Regions from separate parts of the Homo sapiens genome. Here region 1 is linked to region 2. A link is an interaction called in ENCODE POLR2A ChIA-PET data of the cell type or tissue named here. Cell type or tissue: A673. All regions are shown on one strand.

Region 1 (5,000 bases), 880 kb after region 2:
AGATAAACCGGTCAAACAGAGAGAAGTGGAGACCGGCCGGGGCCTGACAGGCAGAGGGATGGGTGCGGAGCTGGAAGCTGGTCTCCAGACACCCTCGTCCCTTCCCGAGCCCCTGGGTCCCTGAAGGTGTGTCAGGGGATGACCTTCCCCCGACCTTCAGCTGCCCATCGTGACAGGTCTGAGGGGCAGGGGATGGGAGTGTCTGGGTTTGGATTTCTGCTCCACGGAGTTACACAAAACTTTTAAATCCCACGGCCCCCAGGGACCCAAGAGACAAGAGTTGGAGGCATCTGCAAGGGACAGGGGGACTAAGAGGAGGGGCTGGGCAGAGATCTGAGGCTGTATGAGGGGACTGGGCAGTGACAGCAGTCGAGAGGGAGCCTGGAGGGGCGTTGAGGACTGAGGAAAGAGAAGGAGAAGCAGGACTGCTGCTGGACCCCACTCGGGGAGGCTCTCCCAGCTGTGGAGATAGAAGGAAGAGCTGAGGCTGCAGGAGGGAGACAGGGTTCGTCTGGCTGATTCCCAGCACCCAGCATCAAAAAGGGGTCCTCTCTATTGCCTGGGCAGGGAGAGAAAAGATGCCCTTGGGGTCACTGCCAGCATATCCCTTGGTCAGGGGAGAAGGAAAGAGAAGTTAAGGGGACATGAAGGAAGGGTATCTAGCCCTCTCCTTCCCCCAAATTCTCCAAGGAAAAAGGCGACTGGCTTTGACCCTCCCAGGCCCCCAGCCCCTCTTGCTCTCCTACCTAAGCAGCTTTAACTAATAGCATTAAAGCAGGTCTCAGGACTAACCACTCTCCACTTGGGGCTGAGATCAAGAGGAGAGACCAGAAGCTTCTAATCAGATTGGGGATTTGGTGTAGGGGTGGGGGATGCAGTTTGTTCAGGGCTGACGAGCACAAAATACCCCCTGGAGGTCACCAACGCAATGTCTCCAAGGGGTTTCTCCCTGCACTGTCGCTCCTCTAAGCTGGTTTCTCCACTCTGATCTTTCCATCCCCTGGGCCATATTCTGGACCTCACCTGTGTCCACAGCTTTTGATTTCTGCATCACTCTTTCTCTTTCTGATACTCTCTGATTCACTCTCTTTCTTGCTGACTCACATGGCCCATCTCTTCCCGCTGCCTTTGTATTTACACACAGTCCCATTTTCCCACTGAATCAATCAAGCAGTCACTGAAAACACTTGGTTTGTCCAATCAATCTGATTATGCAGTCAATCCACTTCAGCCCCTTAAAAGGCCCCAACAACAAAGGGACTTTTGATGCAACTTTCCACTTTGTATACATGCGGCATTGGTCTTGAACACTCTGACTTTTTTTTTTTTTTTTTTTAAGATTCTGTAGGTTCTTGTCTTTCTCATCCTTTCTGTATTGCTCTCTGCCCATTTGGCTGGCTGTCCTCTGGCTTTCTGGGGACTCTGTGGATAATTTTTCCAGCAAAGAGCCCACATGGAGGGTTTAGACTAGAAGTGCTTCCTTCAGGGCCCAGGGCCTCCCATCAGCCTCACCTCTCTGCTCTGAAGTTTCATCCTCAACTTTTCTGCCCTGATTGACTGATTACAGCTTGGAGCCTGAAGTCAGACAGACCTGTTCCCATCCAGCTCCACCACTTGGCCAGGATATTATGCAAGTCTCTTAATCTTGAGCCTCAATTTCCTTAGCATACAAAACAGATAATGCCCATCTCGAAGGGTTATTGTGAAGAGTCAATGAAGTAACATAGGAAAACATGTTAAACCCCATACTGGGAGCATGATAGGGGCTCAATTCATATTAACTAAAATCTTCAAAAGGTGACCTGTGCTTTGGACATTTCCTTTGGCTCCAAGCCCTAGCTTAAGGCTTACTCTCTACTGTTATCTTCAGCATCTGTATTGCTTTTATTAAGTAATGACCTAAAACATACATGTGTTGTAATGAACATTTACACTGGCCAAGGGGGTTAATCATATTATTAGTAATCAGAATGATGGTGTGATGACAATACTAATTGCTGGCTGCTACAACCCTTCAAGAAACACAAAGTGCTTAAGAGAAGCCACTTTGATCATTTGAGATTGGGTTATGATCCTTTTTGATTTATGGTTTTCAATACTCATTCTCCTCTAAGATCTTGCCATAGGGGGTCTTGGGGAATCAGTGGCTGTGCAGAACCCATGGTTAGAGCTTCCCCAAGCTTTGTGTGTCTAGCCCACAGCACAAGAGGGGAGGAGTGGGAGCCTGGAAGATAGGGGCGGGGTGGGGACGGAATGGGACTACCTCCCCCAGCCTTGGGAGCATCACCACCAGAGCATGGATTAAAGTGAAGCGCATGGAGTTAAGGTTAAGTGCCAAGAACAGCTCTTGGACATGAAGGCAGAACTGAGACCTGGTGTTTTCTGAGTGTTCCCCAGTCAGCTCCGAGGCTCATGTAGAAAAGGAAGGATGGAGGGAAGGCGTTTGGCAGGACTTGTCAGCAGCAAGGATTTCCACACCCAGAGCTGGCAAGCTCCTCAGAGACTTAAGGATCCACCAGGGACTCTCACAGACACGGGAGAGGCTGGGGAGGAGACTGCTGGCATCAGGAAGCTTGGAGACTTGACCTTGCCTACTCATGCCACTTTGGTTTTGTATTTTGAGGCTTTTTTTCTTTTGGGGGAGTCGGGGAGGGGGTGTTGGGAGCCTACCTAGATGGCCGAACACTATAAATCTTGACTCAAGGTCTTGCTTTCCCCTCTTTTATTTAAGAGCTGTATGGCCTTAGGGAAGTTATGCAACCCCTCTGCTACCTCCTGTGAGGTTTCAGTATATGTCTATTTCAATCGCTTAAAGTAGTGCAGAGCACACTGAGTGTCTGGTCAGTGGTGGGGTTTATTATTCTCTTCTTGCCAGATCCTAAATCTACCCTAAGGTTTCATTCACATCCTTCAGACCAGAAAACACCATCAGACTCAGCAGGTGCCAGGGGGAGCCATAGGAAATTCTATCAGCTTCCTCCAGAGAACAGTCGTACCTTGGAATCTCTCAAAACTCACCTCTGCACCCTGCCCCATTTCCCAGCCCATTTTCCTAAGGTGAAGCAGAAGAGATCCTAATCAGATTGAGGTTTGACTGAGGAGGAATTTCCAAGTAGACAGGGAAGGAAAGGAGGTTGGAAGAGGAGTGGGGGCATCTGCTTCAGGGGAGGAAAGGGGAGAAGACTCCAGAATGTCAGCTGCCAGTTTAGAGACAGAGGGATGAGTAGGATAACCTATTCATGCAGATTCCAGGTGAGCTTGGATCTACTCACTGCCCTATTCACCTTAATTTCCAGAGACACTCTCAGTTCAGGCCACAATGTGTGCCTCCAAGCTCCCACCCCTAACTGCCTGTCTGTCAGTTTACATCCCTGGCACTGAGCATTCCCTGGGAAACGGAGAGCGAGAGACCAGATGATTTGGTGCCAGGAGTGGGAGGTGCCAGGATTCTTACAACCTGAAGTGTCTAGGGTTCCCTGACTTTCTGATATCCACAGCCTCTTTTTGCTGCATCCCATGGGTTCTATGGGTTCTCACTGCTCAAAGTATGGTCTGCAGACCAGCAGCAGCAGCATCACCTAGGAGCTTGTTAGAAGTGCAGAGTCAGCTGGGCGCGGTGGCTCACGCCTGTAATCCCAGCACTTTGGGAGGCCGAGGCAGGTGGATCACGAGGTCAGGAGATCGAGACCATCCTGGCTAACACAGTGAAACCCCATCTCTACTAAAAATACAAAAAATTAGCCGGGTGTGGTGGCGGGTGCCTGTAGTCCCAGCTACTCGGGATGCTGAGGCAGGAGAATGGCGTGAACCCGGGAGGCGGAGCTTGCAGTGAGCTGAGATTGCACCACTGCACTCCCGCCTGGGCAAAAGAGCAAGACTCTGTCTCAAAAAAAAAAAAAAAAAAAAAAAAGAAGTGCAGAGTCTTGGTTGGGCACGGTGGCTCACGCCTGTAATCCCAGTATTTTGGGAGGCCAAGGCGGGTGGATCACTTAAGGTCAGGAGTTTGAGACCAGCCTGGCCAACATAATGAAACCCCATTCCTACTAAAAATACAAAAATTAGCCAGTCGTGGTGATGGGTGCCTGTAGTCCTAGCTACTTGGGAGGCTGAGGTGGGAGAATTGCCTGTACCTGGAGGTTGCAGTGAGCTGAGATCATGCCACTGCACTGCAGCCTGGGTGACAGAGTGAGACTCTGTCTCAAAAAATAAATAAATAAATAAATAAATAATAGAAGTACAGAGTCTTAGGTCCCCCAAATCCCACTGAATCAGAATCCGTATTTTAAAGAGACCTTCAGATCATTCCTATTCGCATTAGAGTCTGAAAATCACCAACATAGATTTTTTTTTTTTTTAAGTCTTAAGGCAACTCAGTATATGAGAAAGTGCTATGGATTAGGAGTCAGGGGGCAGGGCAGCTAACTCACCACCTGTCTTTGGTCAAGTCATTTTCCCTGTCTGAGCCTCCTCTGGAAAGTGAGGAAGCAACTCCAGACAAATCCTCACATGCCCTCCAGACAAATCCTCACACGCCCTCCAGACCTCACAGCCTAATAAGTTCTCACTGAGACTACTGCACACTAACTCCACCAGAGATGGAGAGCCAGGCCCGGGTCACGTAACCCTGTTCACAGGCAGTCCTAAGCGCCCAGGAACCTCCCAATGCCCTGGCCCACCAGGAGCAGTTCCCATGTGCTGCATCCCCAAGGCAGCCTCTCCCAGTCCCTTTGCATATTGTTTCATCTTCCATTAGTTATAGTGGAAACCAGCCTTTTGCACCATCCAGAAGGCTTTCTGTTCCATCCAGAAGGCTTTAGAGCTTAGATATTTTGTTCTCTTTTCCTATATCAGGCAAGTCTATCTCACTAGGGCTCATTCCATAAACTCCCCACCCTTCTCAGCGGAGAACCACAAGATTCCCGGTTCCTGTCCATGGTTCACCAATTCAACAAATATCTATAAAGCACCTTTGAGTACGATGTCCTGTGCTACGATGGGAT
Region 2 (5,000 bases):
AGCACCTTCTATTTCCACTAGTAACATTCATCTCCCTTCTAATTAAGTATTCAATGTCTGTTTTCCATGCTTGATCATAAGCCCTGTGCAGGTAGAGCCTGTACTGGTGTTGTTCACTGTTGTTACCAGAGTGCCTGGCAAAAAGGGAGATATTTCTGATTCTGAGTTCCACAAAGGATTTACTGGAGTAGAGAGGAGGCTGAGCTCCATTTCAGAGTACAAAGCCAGGGGGCTAGCAATTGAACTGCAAGAGGATATTCCCAACTAAGCAGGCACTTGGTAAGTCCAGGAAATCATCCTTCCAAGGAGCTGGGAGAAGATGAGCAGAAGTGGCATAAAAGTTTATCTTCTGTTGTTCAGGATGAGTGTGTGGGGGCGAGACACATATTACCTCGAATGTGCCAAGAAAAAAAATCCCAGGGAACAGTGAACAAAGCTATAAATACAGCCGAGCGTCGGGTGACATCACCTGAGCACAGTGCAGCGATTTATGGCCAACTCACACAGCCCTAAAGTGTATTTATAACGGTGTAACTCACTAGTACTTCTCCCTGCCTGCCCTCCCTCATTTCCCTGTTCAGTGGTGGCCACATTCCTTGTTCTTCTGATGAAACAGGATGGCTGGGCCAGGCACCTGCTCTGGGGATACTTGGCTACTCTGAAAAGCGGAGCCATTCCTCCAAAATATGTATTCAACAACGTGCAATGGTTCTTTGCTTTTTGGAGAATTCTGAACGTTTAAGCTGCGCATTCAAGACACGCAAACCCTCTGGCCTTAACTTACCTTCTAGCTTCATGGACAGCTTTGTTACCTTCCAGCTTTATTCACGTATGTCACATGGATCCTAATCTCCAACGTATTAGTTCTTCTCTGAAGTCTTCAGGTTTTTACTCCCTTACTTCTTTGTTCATGCTTTCCCCTTTACGTGATGTATTTTTCTACCATAATCTCTGGTCAAAACTCCTCCTTCAAGTCCCAACCCAGACACGACATTCTCCCTGAGCTGCCTGATGTGAGGGCATGACTTTTAGTTCTCTCTTTCCAAAGCCACTGACTCTCCACTCCTGGAGGCCACCTGTTTACTATTACAGTCATGTATTTACATAGCTTGTTTCCTCCTTAAACTTTGAAAGCCTTCCCCACACATCTTAGTTCCTCCCTAAGGGTTTGCTCAGGACCTGTCACAGGGAGGAAGCTCAGGGCACATTTTTTCAACCAAATATCTGTCCCTCCTGCCAACCCAGTCCTCCTTGAGCATCTCCAACATGTCTGACACTATGCTGAACATGCTATGGGCATTAGTTTCAATCTTCACAATGACAAGATAGGCATTATCATTCCCACTTCTGTATAGGGGAATTGTGGCAGAGAGAGGTTAAGCAGCTTGCCCAAAGGCACACAGTATGTGAATGTGACCACAGGATGCTCACCCAGTGTGTCAAACTCCATCATGTTTCTTCTATTCCTGGAGACCTTGGGCTGTGTGTTCCACAGCCTAATTTCTATCCAATATCCCAGGGTTTGTATTCTCTTCTCAAAGACACTGCACACAGCCAGCTGAGAGCCTGCCTCTTCACAGAGAGTTCCAATGCGGCTCGCTCAGGCACTGGGGTTATCAAAGTGGAGTTTTTGAAGAAACTTTTCAGAGAATGACTGCTATGAAAAAGGCAGCCCAGGCCCTGTCTGTATTCTGGGGGCCTTCACCTCCCTTGCTTCATTTACATAGGGAAAAGAAAGCTCAGAGTCAGCTCAGAGAGAGATAAACACTCACCTGCCAGCCGCTCGCTGCTCACAACAAGGGCTCTCCTCTTCAGTCTCCACTCCTCTGACCCTGGATTTTCTTAGATGATTTTACCCCTACCTCTGTTTAGAGTCTAAATGGAGAGAGAAGCAAGGTGGACTGAGATTCTCCTTCTCACAAACACATCACCAAGTGCTCAGCTCATGGAAAGTGTGGCCTGGAAATCACCCAAGGTGGATGGGGTAGGTGTAGGGAGAGTTCAGCTAGGCTGGTCCCTGAGTCAGGATCTCTTAAGCTGAGGTTGGGCAGTGTGGACAGAGGGCAGCGGGGGAAGCAAGCCAAAGGAAGTTAGAAAAATTATGTCTCTCCAATTCAGCCTGAACTAAGTCACCAACACGCAGCTTAAAGCACTCAATAAAATCCAAAATACTTACCAAGCAAAGTGATTTTGTTGAGAAATTGCTATTAATACTATTAATAATTATTTTCTATTATTGCTCATAATTGAAAAGTGACTAAAAATAATGCTGTATGCTAGATGGGTTCTCTTTCACTCTATCTCCTCACATAGGCCACTTGTAATCCCATATTTGGCTGTAGGACGCAGCACATCCACTTTACACACAAAATGTGAAGTAAAGAAAGTTTGCCTTTGGTGATACGGTCTCTCTTTCTTGATACTTTATTCTACAACCGTGAGAATTCTCCTACAGTTCTAAACATCTCCTGGTGAATGCATTCATACTAAAATGTGAGGAACTCCCTATCCTGCCTCCCCTCATACCCCCTACCAAAGCGTATTTTATAAGAGAGCTAGCATTGGCACAATGCTGTAACCAAGGGAATACATTTCTGACAGTGTAATTATAGACACCCTTATACTTGATAAGGAGGCATTTTGGAGGTGTACTAGAGAGACCTCTACAGCCCTTGAAATTATGGAGTCTACAACCGGAGGCAGACTTATCATAAAGTTAATGAAGCTCACTCATTCAGGGCCCTCCTAAGGCCCTGGGAGGCACCCTGCTAGTATGTTCACGTGGTTCTGCATAAAAGATGCAAGAGTAAGATATTGTAACTACAGTTCATTAAGTCTGATGTCTCTTTCCATTATAATTTTCTCTCTGCCCCCCCTCCCCTCATATTAGGTGGGGAAGGAACCATGGGTGTTTTGGGGGTCTGCCTAAGTGGAAATTGAGTTGAAAATACATTTAGGTTTTTTTTCTTCCTTCCTTCCTTCCTTCCTTCCTTCCTTCCTTCCTTCCTTCCTTCCTTCCTTCCTTCCTTCCTTCCTCCCTCTCTCTCTCTCTCTTTCTTTCTTTCTTTCTTTCTTTGACAGAGTTTTGCTCTTGTTGCCCAGGCTGGAGTGCAATGGTGCGATCTCGGCTCACTGCAACCTCCACTTGCCAGGTTCAAGCAATTCTCCTGTAGCTGGGATTCTCCAAGCAATTCTCCAAGTAGCTGGGATTACAGGAGTGTGCCACCATACCTGGCTAATTTTTGTATTTTTAGTAGAGACGGGGTTTCACCATGTTGGCCAAGCTGGTCTTGAATTCCTGACCTCAAGTGATCCACCCATCTCGGTCTCCCAAAATGCTGGCTTGAGCCACTTCGCCCAGCCTACATTTAGGTTTGATTAAAGGGGTATGTGATGTGGCCCATGATCACCTGCATGTATAGTTGTTGCTAACTTCTGGTATAGGAATGGCTTCCAGGAATATTCCTACAGCCATTGAGCTGACTGATTCAGGTATCATCATGACATAAAGATTCAGAACCTGAGGGTCATGGTAGCAAGAACATGTCCTCTAGTGCCTGGACCTGGAAGTAGTATTTGAACTGTATGAAGCCAGAAGCCAGTCCATGGAAAATTCTCCTAATCACTAGTCATGTAACATTGCAAGCAGTGGATTGGGTTCTCACTGGTGCTTTATCAAAATGGAAGTTTTTCCCCTCAGGAATATGTTTAATAAGGTGGGATATACAATTATAAACATACCATACAAAAATGTTCCCCATTGATTTTTATATAAAATTGTTAGATAGAAATTATTCTGACATTAAGAAGTGAATTGTAACATAAAACTCAGATTATCCTCAAAGAGATACTGCAGTAAGAGGAAGAGATAGATTTCTAATAAGATCTTGGATTGTTTAATAATTCAATTAATGAAGAAGAGTAATTCATAGGAATACACTGCAAAAAGTTCTAAATTTCTTGGTGGGTTGATAAAAATAACATTCATAAACTTCATAATAGACCACTACATCTAGGACAAACTGACTGACTATTATCCTTTATAACAAGTATTTAAGATTAGTTACTACAAAAGAAAGACTGAACTGTCCTGAAATCTTACAGCTCTATTATGAAAAAAAATTTGCATAGCTTTCTTTTTCAAATCTGACAATCCTAATTTCTTTTTTTCTTAATAGAAACAGAGTCTTGCTATTGTCCAGGATAGAGCGCAGCGGCACAATCACAGTTCACTGCAGCCTTAAACTACTGGGCTCAAGTGATCCTCCCGCCTCAGCCTCCCAAAATTCTGGGATTGCAGGTGTGAGCCACCATTCCTGGCCTACCCTAAAATTATATGTGGTATTACCAAGAGCAATTTTTATTTATTTGTTTATTTATTTTTCTCTAAATGGAGTCTTGCTCTGTCGCCCAGGCTGGAGTGCAGTGGCATGATCTTGGCTCATGGCAACCTCTGCTTCCTGGGTTCAAGTGATACTCCTGCCTCAGACTCCCCAGTAGCTGGGATTACAGGTGTGTGTCATCACACCTGGCTAATTTTTTTTGTATTTTTAGTAGAGATGGGGTTCACCATGTTCGCCAAGTTGGACTTGAACTCCTGACGTCATGATCTGCCCGCCTTGGCCTCCCAAAGTGCTGGGATTACAGGTGTGAGCCACCGCGCCCGGCCTCACAAAATTTTAACGTTGAAACACATTTTTACATACTATCAATAATAATAATAATAAAAATTTTCATCAAACATGCTAGAGGAAAACTAAATTATCTTTCTGCTCTCTCTATAAAAAAATGACAAAATCATTATGAAGAATCCATCAAAGAGCATGCTGCCAGAAAAAGTAAAAAAATACTATGTAAATGTGCTAGGCAGTTAATTAATATAAATTACTATGTTATTTTTCTGGATTCTAAATGATTTTTGATTTGCCAACTCTTTAATTTGCAACTTGTTATGATTCCTCTTCGCATTTTAAAAATAAATTTTCAAGTATGTATCTAAT

The links. Peaks named below come from ENCODE experiments on the same cell type or tissue, not always from the same donor. Only the 100,000 strongest peaks of a DNase experiment are listed, where the experiment ranks them.
Region 1: POLR2A ChIA-PET joins it to region 2 with 7 read pairs; 2 of 35 experiments call an interaction of 5 or more read pairs at or near these places.

What each region holds. Positions count from the first base shown.
Region 1 is chr1:157,100,931-157,105,930 of GRCh38, reverse strand. No RefSeq gene overlaps it. Among named protein-coding and RNA genes, the nearest start is that of ETV3L, 3.6 kb to the right of the region's middle. RefSeq lists an enhancer at 1-622. In A673, no CTCF peak of the experiment used is centred here; no DNase peak of the experiment used is centred here.
Region 2 is chr1:157,980,110-157,985,109 of GRCh38, reverse strand. It overlaps LOC105371459 (a long non-coding RNA gene), which reads right to left. Exons shown (of 3, transcript XR_922186.2): 2 at 1,773-1,875. Among named protein-coding and RNA genes, the nearest start is that of KIRREL1, 11 kb to the left of the region's middle. In A673, a CTCF peak has its summit at 2,649; DNase peaks (open chromatin) are centred at 1,105, 2,799 and 3,483; H3K27ac peaks cover 4,833 bases.